Regions from separate parts of the Mus musculus genome. Here all the other regions are linked to region 1. A link is a loop called in an ENCODE intact Hi-C map of the cell type or tissue named here. Cell type or tissue: left cerebral cortex. All regions are shown on one strand. Region 1 holds the start of Gm23117 (a small nuclear RNA gene). Region 2 has its middle 27 kb from the start of Gm33630. Region 3 has its middle 13 kb from the start of Gm33630.

Region 1 (8,000 bases):
CTTCAAGTTACACAGTGACAGAGGTCAGACTTGCACCCCGGCCTGCTGCCTCCCAAAGCAAAGATCTTAATGGCTTTTCTACTGTGTTGTTTCCACAGACAGACTCAAATTATGTCCCAACTCAACTATGAAGGAGGCAAGTTGCTTGATCTTCTTCAGCAACTTCTATTGCTCTGTTCTCCCTCTTCTTCTTTTTCTCCCTCCGTTTTCTTTCCTCTTCTTCTTCCTCCTCCTCCTCGATTTTCTCCTCCCCCTACTTGTTTTGGGGGGACAGGGTCTCCCTTGTATAGCTATGATTGGCATGAAACTCATAGCCCCCTGTTGGAGCCTCCTGATACCTGGGGTTGCAGATGTGCACCACCACTTTTAGCTTTTAGTTGTCTTGTACTTCAGTCTCTCCACAACAATATTTTCCTCAAGGAGAGAATGTACCTGCAATTAAAGGATGCTCAATGGCTTTTAAAGAGTAACAGCTGCTCTTTGGAGTGGCAGTGCTACCTTTGCCAAAAGATCTCTTTGCAGGGTAAATGAACGGTGGTATGAGCCATGGGAGAAAATGAGCAGAAAGAAAGTAGTAAGGGGTGGGGCCCAACCAAAAGAACATGTAACAAAGCAAGGGACAAGTCGCTCTCTCTTGTGGCTATACATTGTATTTCACCAAGAACTTGGCAGCATTATAATCAAGCTATGGTTTATGGGCATGGAAAGCCCAAGAATTCATTGTCCTATTTCAGGGTGTCCTGCAAAATCGTAGGGTTTCAAAAGCACAATGTGCAAGAGGTGTGGGTGTCATTTATTTGTGTGTAGAACCAAGCTACAGGTGCAGAGGTATGCGTTTTCCAAAGCATAGGCCACCAGGGCCTGCAGACATTAGCTTCAGGCTTTTCTTCCACTGTTGGGTCCTGTGATCGCAAAGAATCTGAGAACAGCTTCACGGTCACCTGCAAATGTCAGTTCCAGTCCCACAGGTCGCTCTCCTGAGTGTGCATGTGTAGCTTTTAATGGAAAAGAAACATCATTAGGACCACTCTGACCTTACGGGGAGGACATGAAAGCAGAGTTCCAAACCCAGGCTTTACTGTTGGGATTATGTTTAAGAGAGCAAGAAAAACAACCCCAAATGGCTTACTATATAACATCCAGATGTTTGGCATCACCCACCCCAGATGAGGAGATGACTTTTTCATGGTTCATCTGGAGGCTTTGGCCTTGCTGTAGACACGCGGAAGAGAGCAGCTGTCTAAGGGGCTTGCTCAAGTGGCCTTGTCCTGGCTCTCCCTGATCCTTTCAGAGGCTGCATCTTAAAGCTTAGATGCGGCAGATGAGCCCAGGCTTGGGGACCTTCTCTAAGTCATCTGATGATTGGCTCCAGCTAGACTATTGGTTCTCATCCTGTGGGTCACAACCCCTCTGGGGTCACAAATCAGATATTTACGTTATGATTCATAGCAGTAGCAAAATCACAGTTATGAAGTCACAGTGAAATAATTTTATGATTGGGGGTCACCCCAACATGAGGGGGACTGTATTAAAGGGTCACAGCATTGGAAAAATTGAGAACCACTAAGCTAGCCCCAATGCCTGGTGAAAGAAATAGCCCCCTTTTCAGTCAGATATTTGACCTCTTTCATTGTGGGAGAGCTAAGGTAGTATGCCATTAAAACATGCTTGTGGGTGCTTCTGTATGACAGCCCATGAAGTACAGTCAGAAGGACACAGAGAAGATCTGCCTGGCCCCAGGGCAAGGATGACATGCAAATGTGGGAAGCATCCCAGGGTTTGGCTGCGATGGGTGAACTCACAGCCTTAGCGGATGTCTATAGGATATCAAAGCAGCCCACATTCCAGCCTGGCAGAGTTGGACTCATGAGTGCCCACCTCTAACAGTGGTCCTATGGACCTGTGATGGCTTCTAATGTAGGTAGAATCAGTTTCCCTTAAAAGTGTGGCCGCCGGTAGGCTGACCATGTTTTGTTGGATAGCCCCACATCTATGAGTATATATATATGGTCAGCATGAATTAGACTCCGTGAGTTACTAAAAAGAAAGCAAATAAACCGGTTAGAAAGATGGGAGGGGTGACTAGGAGAAGTTAGGGGAAGGAGGGGGAGAGTATGGTTAAGATACTATGTGTAAAATTCTTGAAGAATTAATAAAATATTAATATATGTTTATGGGCTTTTAAAAAGCGACAGTTTCACAGTTTCAGCCAGATGGTGGTGGCACACATCTTTCATCCCAACACTTGGGAGGCAAAGGCAGACAGGTTTCATGTGAGTTTAAAGCCAGCCCTGGTGTATAGAGCAAGTTCCAGGACATCCAGGGCTACGTAGAGAAAGCCTGTCTTGAAAAAAAAAATTAAAAGTGACAGACAGATGTGCATGTGTCAGCTGGCTTTGTTTACCTCTGTTTGTTCTCAGCTGGATGCGGTAAGCATGCCTTGCTTTAGAATAAGGAGCCTAAGGCCTGCTTGGTGGAAACTGCTTGTTGAGCAAGTATGGAAATCTCTGTACCCCCTGTGGGGAAACCCTTTCAGTCCCATCACTGATAAGCAAACCTGGTTGCAGAGGGTTCTTACACATATAGAATTCCACTGGTCCTCAACTTAGACTGCATTAGTCACCTTTCAGACCGACCTGAAAACAAAGTCTGCCAGGGGAAGAAATCATGGCCCCAACCCCACCCGCCAAAGAGGACTCCACCTCATCTTTACCTAGGAAGCAAGAGCATGTTCAGGGCTCCTGTGGGTGTCATCAGTTGCACTTTTTATTAGTTGGAGCTTTTGTTAAACTCAGAGTCCATGAGGCATTGTACAGTACTGCAGATCAGAAACTTCACACTCCTTCCTGCTGGTTTTCTACCCAGGGCAAGAGTGATGGTCCTCAAGGTGCTACAAAAATCCCTTTAAAAAGTCATGTTCACTTCTCAATATAAAAAGCTCTTCCTGAGCTGGTGTGCCCCCCACTCACGCCATCCTTCCAGAGCCTTGGAAGTCTCTTCTGTTAAGGTCCCTAGACACCTATATCCTAGTGTTTGTTACTGGCTCCTGGAGAAAGAGAGAATGTCTTTTCTTCTTTGTCAACCTGACCACGTAGTAAAGCTATTACCTATTAACTATTAGTAATTAATTGAGGCTAGCTACATGAGCTCCATGTCTGTATAAATTTATATGTAAACATGTACGGGTTATTGGCAGAGAAATGCAATTAGACCCTGGTAGAAGAAGAAATTAGAACAATCCTCTTAAGTCTTCAATAGGACCCTCCAAGAGGACGAAAGACCTGTCGGCCACTTGGAGAAATGGGGTATATTGCGTAGAACCATGCAAAGCACATCTTGCCTTTGCCTTTCCGAAAAGGGAAGGGAACTCCTAAGGGGTATCCTCAGCTCCCGGGAACTCTGCATGTACACATCCTGAAATCGCCTTTACAACCTTCTCTGCCTGGTGTCTACAGTCAGGGCCATGTGTGTGCTGTTTCAACAAGGCTTTTTTTAGACCATTCCGGCAAGAGAATCAAATAGTCTGAGCACCTGTAGGTTTTCTATTGCTACATACCAAGTCAACCCCAAACAGAGATTTTATACAAGCCTTTATCACAGTTTTTGATAGTCATGATCACAGTGGTCGTGGGTCAGGGTCAGATGTTTTGGGGGGGGGGTACCTTATCTGACTGCTTGACTTGCTCAAAATGGAAAGCAGCCTTTCCTGAAAGACAACACCCCCCCCCCCACACACACACATCACCACCCCAGAATATTCAGTTAAGAAGAGGCACTAGTGGCTTAGCCTTTGCAGAGGCAAAGAAAAGAGGTGGAATAATTTGTTCTTGATAGCAATATGGCAGGGGGTAGAGAACTCAGCTTGAAGTAGCTGAGCCATAGCAGGGGAGCCGAGCACAGAGCAGACACTAATGTGGTCAGACACCTGTGATCAGCCGCACGGATCATGGCAGGCATGAAGCTCTAGGGCAGCTTTCATGCAAAGTGTGACACATGGTGAGACTGCACAGCCTGGGCCATACCTGTGCAAATGCAGGTATGATTCTAACTAGTCAACATCTTCATTATTTCCCAGGCCTGGCAATAAATCTTAAGACTTCTGTGGGGAGGTTTTGAGGACATCTGCTAGGAGCGCTGGAGGAAGAGGTCTGAGCTACACTGGTAATATTCTCAGGGGCGACTGCAGAGTTCCCTCCAACAACAACCTTCCCTATTTTTAGCCACACTTAAATAATATCCAGAACTGGGCTAGAGAATGGAATGATTCAGTCACCACCTAGAATAGATTCCTGAATAGACACATCCCGGCAGCATCCATGGCAGGATAACATTATCCTTACCCTCAGCAAACCTTCACCTTCTCAAGAGAGATGCTCTACCAAGAGGAACCCAGCCCTTTGTCCATAACAAAGGGCTTTGCTGATTACCTGGCCTGTAGGTTCTCTCTCCCAGCCTGGCCTGTGTTTTACTCCCACACAGATTTCCAGGTGTGCCCCGAAGTCTGCTTTGTAGAACTGACTGGTCTGACCCCTTCATCCTTCTCATCCCTCTTCACCCATCTATGCATGTATGTATGTATCCATGTATGTATGTTTGCACGTATGTATACATGTATGTGTGTATGTATGTATGTGTGTATGTATGTATGTATCAATGTATGTATATATATATATTTATGTATGTATCGTATCGTATCGTATCTATCTATCTATCTATCTATCTATCTATCTATCTTCAAGACAGGGTTTCTTGGTATACCCCTGGATGTCCTGGAACTCACTCTGTAGACCAGGCTGGCCTCCAGCCTAGAGATCCGCCTGCCTCTGCCTCCTCAAGGCTGGGATTAAAGGTGTGCTTTAGTTCAGCCTTGCCCTCTTTATCTAAATTAGCTGAACCCAGGTGTTGTTTCTGGATCTGGCGTGTCCTCCAAACGCCATGCTTTAAGGCTAGGTGCTCAGCAGATGGCGATATTGCTAAGTGGTGGGGACTAATAGAAGTTGGGGTTTGGAAGTTGGGACCCTTGGCCTCTTTCCCGTGGGTCATTTTCTTCCTGGCCACCGTGAGGTAAGCAGCTTCCTCCTCCACACGTTCTTGCCATGATGCGCCTCCTCACCACAGGCCTAAAGCAACCAGTCCAACAACCGCAGGCAGAAACCATGATAAATCTTACCTCACACTGGGCGTGATGGCGCACACCTTTAATCCCAGCACTTGGGAGGCAGAGGCAGGCGGATTTCTGAGTTCGAGGTCAGCCTGGTCTACAAAGTGAGTTCCAGGACAGCCAGGGCTACACAGAAAAACCCTGTCTCAAAAACCAAAACAAACAAACAAACAAACAAACAAACAATCTTAACTCAGATCCTTCATCACAGTGACTGATCAACACAGGCTTCCATTTGATTCAGGGGGCCCAATGGGCTCAGGATGGATACAAGGAAAAGATGCTTCTCTCGTATCCCTGCTAGTCTCTCTTCCCTTTTGAAGACCTTTTATGAGTCACACCTGTGGAATCTATTCTTTCATGTACAAGGACACCTTAAGTTCTGGAACAGAACAGACATTTCTAGGGACCATTTTGCTGTCTAATATCAACAGAGAGCCATTACTATGCTAGCTTTCCATTGCTGTGACTAAATACCTGGGAAAATCAACGAAGAGAAGAAAGGTTTACTTTTTTTTTTTTTTTCATGGTTCCAACTGTTGGTTTTCATGATCATTTCACCCTCTATGGCCTTTGGGCCTCTGTCAAGACAACACAGTGAAGTGGAGAGATACGAACTCTTGACTCAGTCTTTAGCATTTGAGAATTGAGAGGACATTAGCGATCAAAAGCAGTTTAGACGTGGTGGCTCATGTATGTAATCCCAGGACTTAGGGAGCTGAAACAGGGGGATTGCCGCTGAGTCAAGGTCATCCTGTGCTATATAGTGAGATATAGTAAGACCTAGGCTAACCTGGGCTATAGAATGAAATTCTGTTTTTAAGAAAACAATCTGTCTTAGCTAGGGTTACTACTGCTGAGAAAAACCACCAAGGCCTAAAGCCACTTTGGTAGGAAAGGGATGGATTTCACTCACAGCTCCATCATCAAAAACAGTCATGGCAGGGCCTCAACACTGAGTAGGAACCTGGAGGCAGGAGCTGATGCAGAGGCCATGAAGGGGTGCTGCTTACTGGCTTGCTCTGCGTGCCTTGCTCAGTCTGCTTTCTTGTAAAACCTAGGACCACCAGCCCAAGGATGGCACCACCTACAATGGGCTGGGCCCTCTCTCACCAATCAGGAAATGCCCTATAAGCTTGTCCTCAGATAGATCTTATGGAGGCATTTTCTTAATTGGGGTTCCCTCCTCTCAGATGGCCCTAACATTTATTATCTCTAGGCCTGGAGGGAGTGAGGAAAGGAATGTTTTCCTGGACATAAAGAGGCGTGGTAAGGAGACCCCTATGGTGGTGGCGATAAACATCAAGAGTTCGGTCTCTTCTTGCTTTGCAGAGAACTTCTGAGAGCATCTACCAAAGCAGGAACTTCATAGTATGAGCTATGAGTTCATGCTTGGCCTTAGGGGGCCCTGTAAGAAGGGTTAGTCTATCAGAAGAGAGAATGAATGTAATAATGTAGGGATGTAAGAGTCCAATATCTGGAGCCAGATTTCCTGGGATCAAGTCCAAGTGCTACTACCATTTACTGGCTAAGGGACCTCGGGCAAATTATTTCAACTCTCACTTGTCCCTGTGTGTGAAGTAGGGAGGCCAGTAGCACACCTAGCTCGCAGGGTGGCCATGAGGGTTTAACCAACTGGCATTGGTGGGTGCTCTTAGCGCAGTTCGTAGCAAGTGCTGTTGCTATTATGCGTTAGAGAGGTTGAAAGTGGATCTCAGCGAGAGCCCACTTCATGCTGCGCAGAGAAAACGAAAATGGCTTCAAAGTGGGCGCTATGAGGTCAAACACTCAGAACCATAGAGCTTCGCGTCACACCACCTGTTTCTTACAGTGTCAGGTGATGCTAGTGGGCTCCCCCCCCCTCCAGATTGTGGAGCAAACAATTTACATATTTAAGAAGTACATCAGAAAAAGGCCACTGAATGTCCAAAATATTCTGCCAAATTGAACCAAAGGAACAGCCTGTGACGGATTTAAAATGTCTTCCCTATGTCTTTGATACTTCTGACTCCTTAGCTCTTTGCTCCCACTCCTTGCTTCCCCTCTGAGTCATAGCTAAACTTAGAGGTCGCTTCTAATGAACTGAATAAAGAAGAGGTGATAGTTTGCTACTTTGGGAAGTAAATCATAAAACCTACTGTGTCATCCTCTTACCTTTTAACAGTTGGAATTCTCCAGATAATCTCTGTGTGTGTGTGTGTGTGTGTGTGTGTGTGTGTGTGTGTGTGTTCACACTGAGATGAATGGTCCTATGTGAATCTTGGGACTATCTCCTCTGCCTTCATTCCCTACCCACATGCCAATCTTCTCTGGAAACACCCTCACAGACACACCAGGAAATAATGTTCCACTGGTTGCCAGGGCATTCTTCAGTCCAGCAAGTGTACACTACAAATGCACCACTTTAACTCTGAAGAAAGAAATTGCCATGTCCTGAGGAGTCTCAGGAAGCCTACAAAGGGGCCTATATTGGGAAGACCTATGTCGTGCAAGCAGCCTTGGAACAGCTCCATCTTGAATACCAGCAGTCTGTTCCTCTCCACTAGATCACGACATTTCCTCGTCCCCGACTGTCCTCATATGCAGAAGATCATTTGTCTTAGTGTCCGTGTCTCATGCAGAATTCTCTCTTCCTGAAGGACATAATGGGGGATATTTGCATATGCTATCAATATGCTCTGTCTTTACAAAAATGCTCTTTGAAATTGAGACGGGAGTTTAGTTGCAAGAAGAAGGTTCCATTCTGGATCCAAGCCAGTTAAATGTAGGAACTTGCCCAAAAGGCTCCATTATAAGACAGAAATTCTTTGGTCCCATGGGTCAGGGCAAAGTGATATAA
Region 2 (8,000 bases), 200 kb after region 1:
GTTTACGAAGCCACCCAGTCCATAGAGAAGAAGGAGTCTGAACTGACTGATAGAAACCTGAACCACTGTATTGTGAAGAAAACCACTTCCTTCAAGACTTCACTGAAGATGGGGCCAGGAAAGAAAGTCTTGAGGCTTCTCTTCTTGACTTGATAATCCCGAGACAGCTTTCTTTGGGGCTGTCTAGAACTATCTTTCTCCTGAGGGGGGTCAATAACAGGGGTGACGTTTTAGGTTGAGTATATTCAGGCTAGTTGGATCTTGGAGCCAGACCAAAGAGACTGGGGGTTGTTTTTCAACATCTCTGTAGCTTTTGTGTCTTTCCTGCTCTGGGTTTAAAATGCACAAAGGGAAGACATGATAGTGAACTTTTTCTTTTAACTTTAATGAATTCTTAAAAATCTTTTAAGTGATATATCATGTAGTGTAGAAAAATGCATTCAGAAAACATATATGGCTCTAGGATCTATCACAAAATGAAGGACCACTCAGGTCAAAGAATAGAATTTCATCAACACCCAAGCAACCCACTTCAGAAGGCACTTCCAATTTATAACCCATTCCCTCTTCCCCGAGGATAACCACTGTCCACTCAAAAACATGAGCTTAATTTTACTTGCATTTGCACGCATACATGAGTCATACCTTAAGCATGATTTTGATCTAATTACTTTAAATTACATCACATTTGGAAACTTCCAGGTGTATTTGCATTTAATGGGAGTTTGTTTAGTTTTGCTGTTATTGTAGAAATAGAAAAGTAGGGGGTCTCCTTTCCCCCATCATAAAGGACCATGGCCAACATTCCTCTAATGAAGAACAATTGGAGAAAGAAAAGGATAACAAATTAATTCGATCACAAGTTACATGGTGTAGGAGACTTCCGACTGAAGATCCTAAGACCCAGAGCGTGAGGATTGGGGAAGATGGTTAAGCCCTTGCTATGTAATCATGAGAATCATAAGGAAAATTCCCAGAAACCCTCATAAATGCAGGGTGGCCATGGAAGCCCACGTATAATTCTGAACTCCAAAGGGCAGAGACGGGAAATCCCTGGAGCAAAGTGCTAGCATGACTAGCCATATTGGCTAGCTATGAGTTGACTGAGAGACTCTGCCTCCACAAATAAGGTGAAAGGATGATAAAAGATGATTCCAGACTTCAACCTTAGGCTTCCGTATGACCATTCCCATATGCAAAAACATGCATACAAACACATGCAACACACACACACACACACACACCTGTATGTAAGTCCCATGTGCTACAATTAACTTTGTACACTCAGTAGATTGTCCCCTTTACTCTGACTTACAGGGATCCAATGTAGAGCACTTTTACAGCTAGTACCTCAGCTGCCATTAAAAACCAAGTCAAAAACCACAGAAGTATTCTCCTGTGTCATCTTCTGGGATGGGGATTGGCAAGCTATAATCTGTGGCCCAAATCCATTTTACCACCCGTGACTTTGATAAGAAAATTGCTTTATAAGACACAACCTTGCTTATGCATTTACCTAATGTCTATGTCAACTGTGAGTCAATCCTATGGTCCAATAAAACCCAAGATGTCTAACACCTGACTCTTCAGAAAACATATGCCACATTCTCTTCTAGAGTATTTATTATCTTTCCTCCACATTTGGAGTCAATATTTATAGAGAAAGAGAGTGCTAAAGTCAAGATATGTTTTCCTATAGAGATATCAAACTGAACCAGTTCCATTATTGAAAACATTGTCCTTTAGCCATGGTACCATAATTTAATAAGTCAAACCAGATATACACATATGCAGGGTAAGTCTGTTTCCAGACTTTCAGTCCTTACAATGGACTAGTCCATAATCATTTCTGTTAGCAATGTGTGCTTGTTTCAGACCTGGGGCCTATGAGTTTCAGGCACACATTCCGCTGCTAAGCAATTCCTCAGTTCCTGATGCGCTTTTATAAGGGCACACGGTGGCCTCTTAGTTTTTTTCTTTAGCTATGTCTCTGTTGGCATGACCCTATTCATTTTGGAATCAGCTTGTCAATGTCGTCAAAACAGCTTAGTCTTGGGTTTATATCTTATTGACTCTTTAGATCAACTCTTTAGATAGGTTTGACTTGTAATGATCCATTCCATTCATGAAACATCCCACTCAAGAAACATCTCATTCATGCAAGTGATACAGTGTTCAATTCTCTTAGATCTTCTTTGATTTCTCTCATCAGCATCTATGTCTTCTGATTTTGGTTATCATGTACATGTGTTGATAAGTTTGTCTTTAGGTCACATGTAGCTTTTATATAAGGGGGAAACCGCACTAATTAGGCACCAAATACTATGCCCTAGTGAAAATATTGTGGACACCTAAAATGATCAGTCCTATTTTAAGAAAAGATCTGGGGTGGGGGTGGGGTGAGAGAAGATGACAGGGCTGATAACAGATTTCATCATGCTTGCACACACATGAGCATGTCCACAGAAGTGTATGTCCTATCGTTTGGAGTGCCTACTGGTGTTGATACCTAAGCCCAAGTGCTTTTAGGATTGTTTATCAGAACTGAAAAAAAAATGGCGTAGGAAGTCAAGATGCCTGGGTTCTTAGTGTCATTCTTCATAAACTAGCTGTGAAACCTGAGTCAAGGCTCTACTGAAGTTTGCTTCATCTCAGCTTCTGCACCATCAAGAATGAGTTATCTCCCATGCCCTTTGATTTACAAGCAGGGAGAAGGGAAAGGTGTTGGTTCCTAGTGTTATTGCCAAAGTCAGGGATGTCCTGAAGATGACTGATGGTTCTGCCTGTCTGGAGATTTCTAAAAAGAAAGATGTCTCCCCATTGTTTTGGGAGTATTTTCAAACCCTTTGATAAAAAGCAAGGCTTTTAAAACACATGTGTGTGAGAAAGGAGATTCGTATGGCAAAGGAATGTACATCATGAATCCAGAGGGAACAGTGGGGAGGACAGGCTGGTGTCTGAAGTAGAGTGGGCTTCCAGGGTGGAGTGGGTGTCAGGTGTGGAGAAGGAGCAGGGCAAACTCAGAGGACACAGAAGGAAAATGAAACCCACAGAATCCTTAACTTCATTTATTTAAAAAATTTCACAGAAATGCTATATTAGGGCTTTGCCTTTGTTGTCTCTGGAGAAAGCATTATGGTCAATGGAAAAAGATGTCTAGTCATTTTTTCCCCTTATTGTCAAGAGCGGTTGCTCTAAGTGGGCAGTAGTAGAGTATAGCCATTTCTGTTGTTCAAACTGCAAGCTCTTGCTTATGTAGCAAAATATTCTGGCTAGGATCTGTCTTCATCACTAATTTCTGTGACTCGATCAGACTCTGTTCCCCAAACATCCAAGCATCTGGGGCAGGCTCAGAGGGTACACGTGGAATTCATATCTGTAACCTCTGAGTTTTAAGCTATGAAGAGGCATGGTCCCCTTCTTCACCCTCTATCTCACATTCTAGTGTAGACTCCAAGGACTTCCAGTCCCTAGGAGAACGGCACAGGCACATGATGCAAGGAGCAGTCTAGTCTGTTTTCCAAAATCCACGGAGCCACTGAAGGTTGGAGGCTGTTACAGTAGCTAGTGCCATCCTAGCCAGTATAATAGAATACTTGAGACTTGGGAAGTTATAAATAACAGAAGATATAATTTCTTATTATTCTAAAACCTGTAAAGTCCAAAGACAGGGTGTCAATATGTTCATGGTCTAGTGAGAATCTGGTCTCTTCTTTCTTCTAAGATATAGCATCCTCAAGAGGAAAGAACTCTGTGCCTTCACTTGGTAAAGTCACAAGGGCCCACGAGAAGAAAAGGACCAGGGGATATGTCACCACTATTGTGTTATAGAAAGACAGGACATGGGAAAGGGAGACAAGCAAGGATTTCCCAAACTTTAAGTCACTGGGGAATGTTCAGAGTTCTTATAAAAATAGGGCACACACACACACACACACACACACACACACACACACGCACACACACACACACACACACACAATGTCTCTACATAATATCAGGGCCCAGTAGTTTTGCACTCTCTCAATTTGCATTCAAATTTCCCTGAATTGGCTCATGGCACACTCGTCAGTGGGATTCAACATTCAACAACAAGTAAGCCTTCCCTCGCTCTTGGCACGTCTCAGTCCTCCCTCTCCCCCACGCAGCCTCGTCCCTGCTGCCTTCTCCTTCCCACAAAGCTCATTTTTGGCAAAATGGTTTTTATAAAGCACACATTTTAACTAATTAAGTGTAATCCCACGATCTCACGTGCCTTCTCCCACATCCCCTGACTCACACACTCCCCCATCTATGGGAATTCTCCCTTGTGCCTCCCAAAAGAATGGAGTGCGCATGCATACACTCACACAGCACACAATCCTGTCTTATACGTAGCAAAGTTATTCACAGAGTGTGACAGTTCTCCTGATTTTCCTTTGGCTTTTTTGTGATGCAAGATGGAAAATGATTTTTCCAACATTGCGTGTCCTCTGAGGAACTAAAATATGCAGTGCTGGGTTTCTTTTGGCAGCAAAGTTGCCTGTGATCCTAAGTCGACACAGATCCTGAACCTACAGAAATAGTCCCTCTTGATCCTTTCTAGCAGGAGTTTCGAGGATTGGCTTCATACCCATTAGAGGCCTGGATAGCAAGAGCATTATAATTCACAGCCTTCGTTTTATTGGTGGGGATATCCATCTACTCATAGGTGTCTTGTCGCCTCTAAAGCTCACGTGGAAATCTGAGCTATGCCCACCATTCACATGGGGCAGCAAGCACATCATCTTCTCAGGTTATTACACCAGCCACTCGGTAGTGGGAGAACCATTCTCTGTCGGTGAAATGAAGGGGACTTGTGAGTGCTCAGAGCAATACCAGCTTCAGTCCTCTAGCGCTGCACCACTGAACACATTTTCAAGACCACCCAGTATCTCCCCTATTCTTTGGAACGGCCCCCCAATGCAGTAGACACTTGAACGAGATCTGAGGTTATCCAGACAAAAGGCATATAGGATGATTTCAAGAGTGTGATTTAGTAAGGGCAGGTAAACAAACACAGGGCTGAATCTATTGTGCTAAGTACACTGTATGACTTTTGCTACCACTGTGCATTCATTTCGGAAGCATTGCCCTAGAAGAAAATAACAGCGGTGGCAGCAGCAGTGGCAGCAGCGACACCAACAGCAGCCAACGACTGAATCACTGAGGGGGAAGGCACCAACAGCTATGCCTCCCAACTAAGGAACATCTTACTCAACCTCCCTCCTACTCACCATCACTGCCTGTAGGTTTGGAACCAGGAAAGACTTTAAAAGCTAAAGATAACAAGCTAATAGGATGTTAAAGCGAAAGCAGCCTCACAGCCCAGCTCCAGAGGTAGTTTGTATGATGACGTTATTCCTGGGCTCCACACTTCGTTGCGTGGCTCCGATCTGTGGCACTTTGCTGGGCTTACAAGTGCTGTTATCCTGAGAACTCAGAAATTGCTTTTGGCAGAGGAATCAAAGCAGGCATATCCAGCCTCTTTTTTTTCTTCTTCTTCTTCTTGCTGTCTCTTTTTTGTTGCCAAAACATACGGTTCTTGGTTTTATGGGAAACTTTCCTTCCAAGGAATAACTCGAGATGGTGTGATAAAAATTAAATGGTAGAGGAAGAGAGGGAGACAGGGAATCATGGAAAGTCAGATCTAGTCCTGTGCCTGCTGCTAGGAATTGTAATCCTCGAACAGGGCATTTATTTGCTTCTAGTCTTTACTTTTTCTACCCCTGAAACAAGAAGAGCAGACTAAACGCTCCCTGAGGTCTTTAACTATTCTGTCACTCTGTACATTGAAAATATTGTTATTTCATTTTAGAAACTACTTGTTGAGACTATAGTTCCATTGTAGCCACTTCAAAGGGCACGGGGGAAGAGGTGACTGGTTCACTTTTCTTCCAAGAGCAGACCAACATAGGAGTGAAGGGTCTAAGCTGCTAGAATTCTGCAGGGCATGTGTGACTACAGAGCCGTAGCACAGATGGGTGCTTTACCCTCCAGATCCACTCTTGACCCTTTTCCTATGAATCAGGACCTGCTACTTCAAATGCACCTCCCACTGGTCTATTTGGTTATTCTGAGCTGAAAGCCCTTGAGCAACAGTAGATGTGCACAAGGCTGTCTGACCTACCTCTTCCTCTCTAAAGTACTGAGTCAATTTCTGGTAAGAAAGATGCCTTCCCTGTAAGAGGAGGGGATATTCTGATCTCTAGAAACAAGTATCTGATGCCCAGATGAATTCTTGCAAATAAGACTAGAGCACTCCTCCTTATCTTTTATAAGTGTTTCCTCTATCTGACTCCTAGTTGTGTATCCACAATTTACTGCCAGAGCTCCAAGGCCTTTTGCTTCTGTGCTGTCATATCCCCACAGTTGACTACCCTTTGCTGAGGTGATATGTACTGCGTCAACCCTATTCAGTGCTTTTGATCTTCATTTCTTCTCTGTGAAGATTCCTGTACCTGTTTCCAGAGAGAGAGAGGGAGGGAGAGGGAGAAGGAGAGAGGGGAAGGAAGGGGAGGGGAGGGAGAAAGAAAGCATCAAATAAAAATCTCTGTGTTTGTGTCATTAATTTATCAGTCTCAGTCCCCATCAGGGAACCCATTATTTCTTTTACTGGGAGAATAATGCAATCAAATCTCAATGAGTATATTGAACACATTCATTCTTTCTTTCTTTTCTTTCTTTCTTTTTTTTTTCCTGTCCTTGGCCTTGTGACAGTTTTGGTGTGTCTTCTGGCCTCAAGTTTCTATGTCTGATCCTGTATCCTTTCATAATTTCAAAATATGGTCCTGTGGATGAACCATCCTCAGATCTGGACTGAGCAGAGGGTGTCTTCTATTTTCTATTGACCTAATCAAGGCATGGGTCTCACCTTTGAGTTGTGTGTCTCTGAAGATGATGAGCAGAACAGTTAGATCAGAAAAACTGCCAGAGGAAATGAGAAGTCTTGAAATAGTTGTATGTAGCCATCTCATGCAGGATCAGATGGGCAAATGCTTTCAGGGAGCGAGCCAGAAGCCCAGAGACATGGAAGATGCAAACATTCAAGGAGACTGGAAGGAGGGCCCGATGAGAAGTGGGGTGGGATGATGAGGCTGGAGGAGAGTCACATAGGAGACCATAAATGATCTATATGCAAATGAATGTGTATTCTATTCTCAAGCCAAAGGAATTCACTGATAAGTACTTAGAAGCCACATCACCAGGAATGGCTTTCCAAACATTATGCTGGTGTTCAGTGTGGAAGAGAGCAGAACTGGAGGCCAGGAGATTGACTGACAAGCTCTTCCCATGACTAAGAGCAGGGCGTAGGTGAAGGAATTTGGTGCAGGTGAAGGAACAGTAAGTGAGGGTTATGGGAACTGAAGAGAACAGGGAATCTGATGAAGACCCAGGACAGATGTCAGCCTAGATCATACCCAGTCATTTGGGTTCGGCAAATCGGTAGTTGGTAAAAATCATTCATTTACCAGAATAAACCATAAAGGAGCAGTCAAATCCAATCACTCTTTCTTAGTCAAGAACCCTCACGAACATCTTCTGATCATTGGCCTTTTGCCGCCATTCAGCAAGCGCGTTGATTTTCTCTGATGGATGAAGGTGGTGTTACCATCTGTGAGGATAATGTCAGCATCATCTTGCTTTTGGAGAAATAGCAAACGGACCCATACTCAGTGCAGGCTCAGAGTAAACCATCAGGAAAGCCTATCACCCACACCAGTGGCCACATCCAATCCAGTCCCTACTGCAGACATATAATTTGTTTGCACACTCACCAAATCCCTTTTGAGTTTATGACTTGTGTGTACTATTGGTTATCTCTTGTGTGGGCAACTGGCAGCCAGCTGTGTGAAAGAAGAGCTGTATCTTTCAAATTTGTTTTCTTTCTTTTCCTCCATTTCTCTTTCCTCCCCACTCCTTATAGTCTTCCCCCCATCCCTGTATGTGAATAACTAGCATTTCTACGAAGAAAAAGTTAA
Region 3 (8,000 bases), 210 kb after region 1:
TTTTTTTTTAAAAAAGCATTAGTCATATTAAAATTAACTAATCTGCTTATGAAATTGCTACATTTTGGAAGAGAACATTTACACGTGTTCTGTTTGTGAAAGCTGATCAGACATGACTTGTTTTTCTTTCTTTCTTTTTTTTTTTTTTTTTTGAATGTCTGTTATTTGTCAATACGAAGCTTTAGAAACGAACAGATGGATAAGCCCATCTCCTCCCATTTGTATGGCCTCTTGTTGGATGTGTAGAAATAGAGGCCCAGTGGTATCTTTCTGAGTAACCACAGGAGACTCAGGGCTAGAAACCAAAGGCGGTTAAGAGCAGTTTCTTATAGGTTATGGTTCTGATTCTTCCTAAGGAAAGGAATTAGCGTGGTGTGGGAGCCCTTACCCCAGAATCAACTGCAAAGGTAAGCAAGAAAGACGGAGCCTAGGAAATGACAGTGCAGTGCTGGGGAAGGTGTTCAGAGGGGACTGAAGGGCACTGGAAGAGGAGATAAAAAGGAAGCTTTCTGAGGACTGTTCTGATCTCCCCCCTCCCCACCCCCACCCTCCGGCTTCTGTGTTGCCTGAAAGCTGCCCTTAACTCTCCCCATAGAAGTTGACTGCCATGGTTCAGTGTTGGCACCCCTTCATTTGCAGTGTTGAGGTGAAGGCAGTGCTGAGTGCAATGATACAAAATACAATTGATGAAGACAGAGGTTGTGTGGGCAGCTGCCTTAGGTGTCTCACTGCCCCCTCACCCACTGTCCCTTATGCTGGTGACGGGGTATCTGGGAAACTGCAGAAGATTTAAAAGTTAGAATTAACCAGAGAATTCCCTGTGGTGTGATGGATGGTGCCCGGTGTAGCTGAATTCCCTTCCAGAGGCTCAGGACCTCCTCAAGCTCACCTCGGCAGACTTATGGGCATCTGTAACACATGGGACATGGGAAGTCTAGCACCTCTTCTCAGGGGACTGCTGGCTCCTGTGAATATAACTAGAGCCCCGAAGGCTTCTCCTGTTGAGAAGGTACAAAGATTGTCCCATGGCTACTACCTGGATCAGGAGAATCACCTGCCACTATACTGAGGCTTCTTTCGTTCTGAAAAATGAATATTAGATAATTTTCTCTGTATGTGAAAAACACCAGTGTCCTATGCAAGCCTAAAATGCACCTGTAGATCACCAAACATGGCCTTTTAACACCAACAAAACGTATGGTAAGCCGTATACATACATACATACATACATACATACATACATACATGTGTATGTACATAGGGGACATGATAAAAGAATGGTTAAATACATAAACCAGAAACACAGTCATTCACTATCATGATCATTCACACATTGAATGTGATAGAATGGGCAGTGTAATAGATTTGTTTGCAACAGTACCATCACAAGCAAGCAATACAAGGTGTTATGACATCATATCATGACATGAAATAATGTGAAATCGATATGGATTCTAATAAACTATTATCCTAAGGGATCCGCACTAGATATTCAGTTGCTTACCTACATAGTATGAGTTGAGTACTGTACATTATTTTATAGTTGAGACACTCAAGGCAGGGCGATGGTAATGAACTCAGCTACAATGACAGACAGATTATGGATTTGAAACTAGAAGTCTAATCCCTGAGACCAGCTCTTAACGACCATACTGATTTTCATGATTCATTGATGATTCCAATGGAAGAGGCAAGGTGCTAAAGTGGGCACAGCAATCGAGGGACTTATGAGGTAGATTACTGGATGGAAGGACTGTTCTTGAAAGTGTGAATGAACAGTGTTTAAAGTGACAGAAAATATAAACAGAAATCAAAGAACTTTAGAGAAGAGTGTAGAAGAGTCAATATTCAGATTATTAGATGCTGGAAAGAGAGAGGTGGAGAAAAGGGAGATTTTGTTGAAGAGAAATGAGAGAAAAGAATGGCCTTAACCACCCTGTGACCTGACAGACAAGGGTGGGTTTCAGCACCTGCCACATCAACCTCTCCCACCCCTGATACTGGAGGAATTTGCTAAGAAAACCACCATCCCTGCTGGCCTCACCTTAGGACATTTCTCTGTTCAAATAGACATGTGCCAACAGCAGGTGCATGTGTGCATGTGTGGTGTGTGTGGGTGCATGTGGATATGTATGTATGTATGTGTATGTGTGTGTGCAAGGAGCAATGGATCATAGAATAATAAAGGAATACAAAGGAATAAGGAAAGGGAGGCAAAAAGAAGAGTACCAGAGAGTCAAACTGGCCTCCTTGCCAGGACATCATAGCTAAATGGGCAGGGGGTAGGGGTGTCATTGTAGAACTCAAGAGGAATGTGTGCTTCTAGATCTAGATGAGGCTAGAGAACGAAAACCCAGTTGCCACCTGATCCTGTAAGGCACCTTTTATGGGAACACAATCATGCCCACAATCATGCCCACCTACTCACCAGCTGCCCTGGCTGCTTTTGCCCCATGGCACAGGCAAGTAACTGCACCGGAGGATCACAGGTTATGTACTGCTTGGCACTTTCCAGAGTATATTACCTGACTGTCAACCTAGGTGGATGCTTCTCAGTCAACATATGTGAGGACATTTTAACCCATATCTTTCACCCCATCACACTCAAACAAGACTTTTCATCTGTCCTCTATCTCATGTCTGTCCATCACTGGTTTCTAGTCAGAATTCATCTTCCACGAATGTGACTCCGCTGAGTTGCTCAGCTTCTGAGTTTGTATGTGAATGATCAGCAAGGCCATCTCACGTCTCTGCGTCCTCAGAGGTGCCATCTCTTATAAAAAGAAATAGAACTTGACCTTTATGGTAGCCTGACAGAGTGATGAAACCAGGATCCACAAACTATGGACTCATACCCCTGCCTCACATGGCATTCATAAGATCCTGAACTTGCAGAAAGCAAACAGAGACCATAGAATGAAGGAGAAAACATAAATCACCTCTATAGCTGGGACTGGGTTAAAGCAAAGCTGTCTTCAAGACAACTGGTCAACCACTGCGCAGTTGAGTCCTTTGCTTCATCCTTGTGTTCCCTTCTTCAACAGTGCACCCTGAGACAAAAGGAGGTGACTCCCCTCCTGCAGAGGATGATGGCTTGGCTGGAGTGTTTGCTTTGCTGGCATGCTTTTGCTCCTTTCCAGCTAGCTGAGCTCACGAATCACTCGTGCTCATTTGCAAAGCCCATATGTGAGACAAAGGCCAGACAGTTTGACTCAGGGTAGAAGGAGGGAGTAAAGAGAGGGAGGTGTGGAGGTCAGGGATGCCTGACCAGACTGAGACATCATCACATTAGGTCACTGTTTATAGAGAGAGTTAGAATTAAACAAAGGACTGTCTTCTAGGCTTTTTGACCTTGGACGTGGCTCTGTGTTTCATTCCTGGAATGCCATGCAATAAACATCACAGAGCACATGATGTCACATTCCCGGAGAAGCCAGGGAGTATTGCTAGCCTTGAGTTCTAGGCTCTGCCACATGATGATGTGAATAGGCAGTATTCTTCCCTCTAGCTTTTTCTTGTTAGCATATCTTCTGGTTTTGTCTCTTTAATGTATTCCCACACTTGTATCCGGGAGGCATTCTTATCTCTTGAGAATTACCCCACAGTGGGGTTCTCTGTTTCCATTTGGCCAACAGCATAAAACTCAAAGCTCTCTACACTACAATGACTTACCGTTCATCCTCCCTCCAGCAACCCCTTAGCTCACATTCCCACAGAGACAGCATCATTATGATAAAAAAGCAAATGCCCTTGTCACCTCTCTGCAGACAAGAGAGCAGGGTGTGGCGAAGCATCCTCAAGGTGGTTCAGGGACTTGCCAAAGGTCACAGAGCAAGGAGACTGCTAAGAGAACATAAAGCTTGCAATCCCATGAGTTTCCCATTACACCACAGCTGCCCTGCTGATCTCTCCCATCTGCCACGGAATTTTCAAGAAGAGCGGAGGCCCTTCATGACGCATCTCCCCATACTCCCCACATTTAAGTGACTGTTACAATGGAGGCTCTAGGGAGGCATGGGCTGCTTCTGTTCCTCAAGCCCAGGTGTGTGACCTCAGTGCTCACCCTACAATTGACACTCAGCAAATTCACACTGGAAGCTTGTCTATCTGTTAATCAGCTCTCTGTTTGACTTATTCTCCCAGTTAGCCTTGAAGTTGTTTGAAGGAACCAGTAGTGATCTTTTTCCCTTAATACAGGGCCAAGCTAATACCCTCAGCCATTGCCTCCAAGAAATTGAAATGGAAATAAAATACAGAGTTGGAGATGCACCCACCCGATCCACTGAGCATCATTCTCTCCATGGCTTTGGCCTCCCTACTGTCAAAATAGATCCTTTCATGCTTCAGCATGGTTGACTCCATTGTTGACATTCCAGCTCCCTCAGCAGTCCCATCTGGCAGTCAGATTCTATATCTGTGTTTTTAAATAAGCCAGAAAACACTCATCTCGCCTGCTCCAAATTAGTTTTTTCTTCCATGCCTTTTCTGTCTCCTGGCCTGGTGCCAGTCTCCCCTTCCTTTAGAATTAGGAGACAGTGCTGTGAGTCATATGTCCTCACCTTGTTAGCTCGTCTCTTCTGGGGACTGATTCTCTTGGGGTAGCTCCTACACACGCCACACTTTCTTCTTCATCATCTCCAGGTTGTTAGTGTCATGGCCGGGAAGGGGGATGGGGGGGGGGGAACAGGCTACCTTGTCACATGAGTCCTCTGTTAAGGTGATAGAAGGAAACAGTTTCTTGGCCACGTGTTCAGGATGTGACTAAGGGAAGCCAGAATGGATTGCGTCAATCTTGCAAAGGTGTGTTCTGAAATTTTTAAACTAGTAAAGAAAGCTGGCCTTGCTTCTTGCCCACCTCCCTAGGTCTCCCCCCCCCCCCCCCCCACCAAGTTTGAGTTTTACATAAATACTTGTGATTAAGCCATCTCTGAGCTCTGTATAAGGCAGCAGCCAGCAGGAGTGTTCTCTCTGAGGTTACCTATTTTGGGAGGCTCTCTCTCAGCTATGCTCCAACCCCATTTTCCTGAACTGTCCCTCACAGCACGCCCCATTTTGTACTGGATTGCTCTTTGCTTGCCTTCCCCTGTCTCATCTGACTGACAGTGCCTGAATCTTACAGGGAACCAGTAGAAGACTGATGAGAAGATAAACAGGGTATTTTTTTTTTTTGTCTTGACACCATGTTTTTGTTTGTTTGTTTCTCAAAGATTCCAACAAAAGGATCGCCCAGGTACATCAAAAGCAGGAATTTCTCTGTAGGTGGCTGCTATTTTTCAGATTTTAAAATCTGTTTTTTTTATCCTTCCTGATCTATTTCTATCTATTGCTTTGTAGCAAGTTCTTTCAGTTATTAAGAATTGGGTGGTGAGCAGCGCTCAGACACCTTTTCCCAGCACTAAGGGCACAGCTGAGGTCTCCTGCAGGGCTGAGCTCGCTGAGCTGGGGTAAGAAGATGGACTACAGTTCTTCACCATTTTCCTCCTCGAGGTTACCCATCATCACCTCTTAACCTACAAAGCCTTTGCTTGTTCTGAGAGAGGTTTTATTGGAGGGCAATCCCTGGTCCGCAAGTGTTTACCATGCCTTAGTTCTGTCACACTTACTGCTGTGCCAAATCAAGTCTTGCGGCCAAGTTCAGCTGCAAAGGGACCACACAAACACATCTCACATTCTGTGGCACCTCTTGTCCTTGCTAAACACATCTCTGTCTCACGTTCAGATTGAACTTCCTTACCTTGACTTGTTAAACAACAGGAGTAGCCGGATGCCCAGTGCCCCAGCATGGTACAAACTAGAATCCTTGCTTCAAGAAGTGTATATTTGATGCTGTACTAAAAGAGCAAGAAATCACAAGCTTCAAATGGTCTGTGCATCTCACGTAAATAGGAGCTGCTCTGGTGTCTGAAGCAAACACAGATTGATTCGTGGTCTCTGTAGAGAAGTCAGTTATTGATTGATGCCAAATCTATGTGGAGGATGCCACCAGTTTTCAGCAAATAAGGTGCCCTGAGGATAAAACCTAGTTCCAGTCCTCATGCATGGCTGGCTATTTGTCGTGACTATCAGAAACTATACAGCCACTTTCTCTTAACTCACCTAAATGATCATCCAAAAAAATGTCACCAATAAGTGATAGTAGCATCAATTAAAATAGTGTCTCTTATAATGAGGATGTCATACAGCCCACACCAGTGACAAACTCTGCATGTAGCTGAAGATCACTTTGAGCTCTTGATCCTCCTTCTTCTCTCTCTGACCTCGGGGGTTACAGGCATGTACCAGCACCAAAGTGGTACATGTGGTTTATGTGGTACTGGGCATCAAAGTCATGATCTCAGGCATGCAAGACAAGCGCTCTACCAACTGCACTACACCCCCAGCCTCTAATGAGCATCTCTTAAGCAGCAACAGCAATCTAGAAGTCAGGCAGATTTGCAGGCTCTGCCTATGCTCATTGATTAAGAATCTCAGGGTGTGCTTTAGCAGGCAATGCTGAGGTGCTGTGCGTACTTCTGAGAACCAGTACATAGGTCTGTGGTTTTCACAGAGGTGACTCAGATGAAGCAGGAACATGTTGAGCATACCTTATCTAAAATGCATGGGCCGGAAGCCTTTCAGATTTGAAATTTTTGTAAGATTTTGGAATATTTACAGATTCATAATGAGGTATCCTGGGGACGAGACTTCATTTATGTTTCATGTATACCTTATACCCATAGCCTAAAGGTAATTGCATTAGACATTTTCAGTACACCTTTATTTGCAATGCCACATGTCATATGAGACCAGTTGTGGGATTTTTTTTCCCACTCACAGTGCCGGTGTCAGCATTGAGAGTGGTTTGGCTATGGGAGGATAGTATATTTTTAATTTTGAGATGGGGAACGTTCAGTCTGTGGCTCACAGGCCTGTCTTCTGATAAATTTTACAGCATCCACCCTAGCAAGCAGGGAGAAGCCAAAGGGGATGGTTTTGTAAACATGTTCCAGAGGGAAGAAAATTCCCCAGCTAATGGCTGTAATTTAGACTTGGTGTGTTGTGTGCACTCATCGAGATGCGCTGATTCTCTTCTATAGAAATCATCTCGTTTCTGAGCTCTCGGTTTCAAATAACCACAAGCAAAGCACGGTAGTGAAGGATTTACTTCTGCATGCTTCCAGGCAGAGACAGCAGATGAGATACAGGAAACTTGAATCAGAGAGACAGTGATCACACATATTTGAAGAAACTTTCATCTCCAACTCTGGGTTAGAATAATAAAAAACTTCTTCATTTTGGAATGCCAGGTCATCTGGTAAAAGGCCTGACTGATGCCATTTTTATTTTATTGACCAAATTGATAAACTGGTTTCTATATCTCATAGGTGTAAATATATTCCAGTGAAATCTTTAGGGTTAACAGTGGTGGTGTGGGTATTCGATCACTAAAGGGTTCTTGTCCTGTGGATTTTGTTTTTGTTTTTGTTTTTTATAACTAAATAGATGTAATTTAGAAGTAGAGATTACATCTTATGTGGTCATCTCTCTGATTCAATGATAGCATATATTCAAACTTATACCAATGAAATAATAATTGTGTAAAAAAATTCTATGTTCATCTCCTCATAATTTATTATATGAAAAACTACAGACAATCCAAGTATTCAATAATGCCGGGTTATTTTTAAAGACTGTATTCACATATAGCTGAATAATCTAAGAATTTTGAAACTGTAGCTCATCAGAATCATAGAAGAAATGTATTTGCTTACCATACAAATCATTAGAAGAAAGTTTCAAAACACTAGGTCCACTGACTTTCATGCAGGAGGACAGCTATTAAAACGGAAGCTAACAAATATCAATAAAGCTGTGAAAAATAGAATTTTTATGCACTGCTGAAAATGTAGAATACTGCAGCTTCTATGGAAAACAGAATGGCATTTGCTCAAAATAGAATCATGGATTTGCCGTAGAGTATCGCAAAGAATGTGATCCTAGAGTTCAGCTCCTAGCTACAT

The links. A loop is a pair of places that touch in the nucleus more often than their neighbours do. Peaks named below come from ENCODE experiments on the same cell type or tissue, not always from the same donor. Only the 100,000 strongest peaks of a DNase experiment are listed, where the experiment ranks them.
Region 2: a loop joins it to region 1, with 2.1 times the contacts of the local background. A loop is called at or near these places in 9 of 42 quality-filtered maps.
Region 3: a loop joins it to region 1, with 2.8 times the contacts of the local background. A loop is called at or near these places in 4 of 42 quality-filtered maps.

What each region holds. Positions count from the first base shown.
Region 1 is chr13:43,871,128-43,879,127 of GRCm38, forward strand. It overlaps Gm23117 (a small nuclear RNA gene), which reads left to right and starts at 1,675; the gene lies at 1,675-1,782. In left cerebral cortex, a CTCF peak has its summit at 4,969 (motif pointing right); a DNase peak (open chromatin) is centred at 4,145.
Region 2 is chr13:44,069,082-44,077,081 of GRCm38, forward strand. No RefSeq gene overlaps it. Among named protein-coding and RNA genes, the nearest start is that of Gm33630, 27 kb to the right of the region's middle. In left cerebral cortex, no CTCF peak of the experiment used is centred here; DNase peaks (open chromatin) are centred at 4,278 and 5,267; H3K27ac peaks cover 1,613 bases.
Region 3 is chr13:44,082,525-44,090,524 of GRCm38, forward strand. No RefSeq gene overlaps it. Among named protein-coding and RNA genes, the nearest start is that of Gm33630, 13 kb to the right of the region's middle. In left cerebral cortex, no CTCF peak of the experiment used is centred here; DNase peaks (open chromatin) are centred at 3,615, 3,969 and 4,464.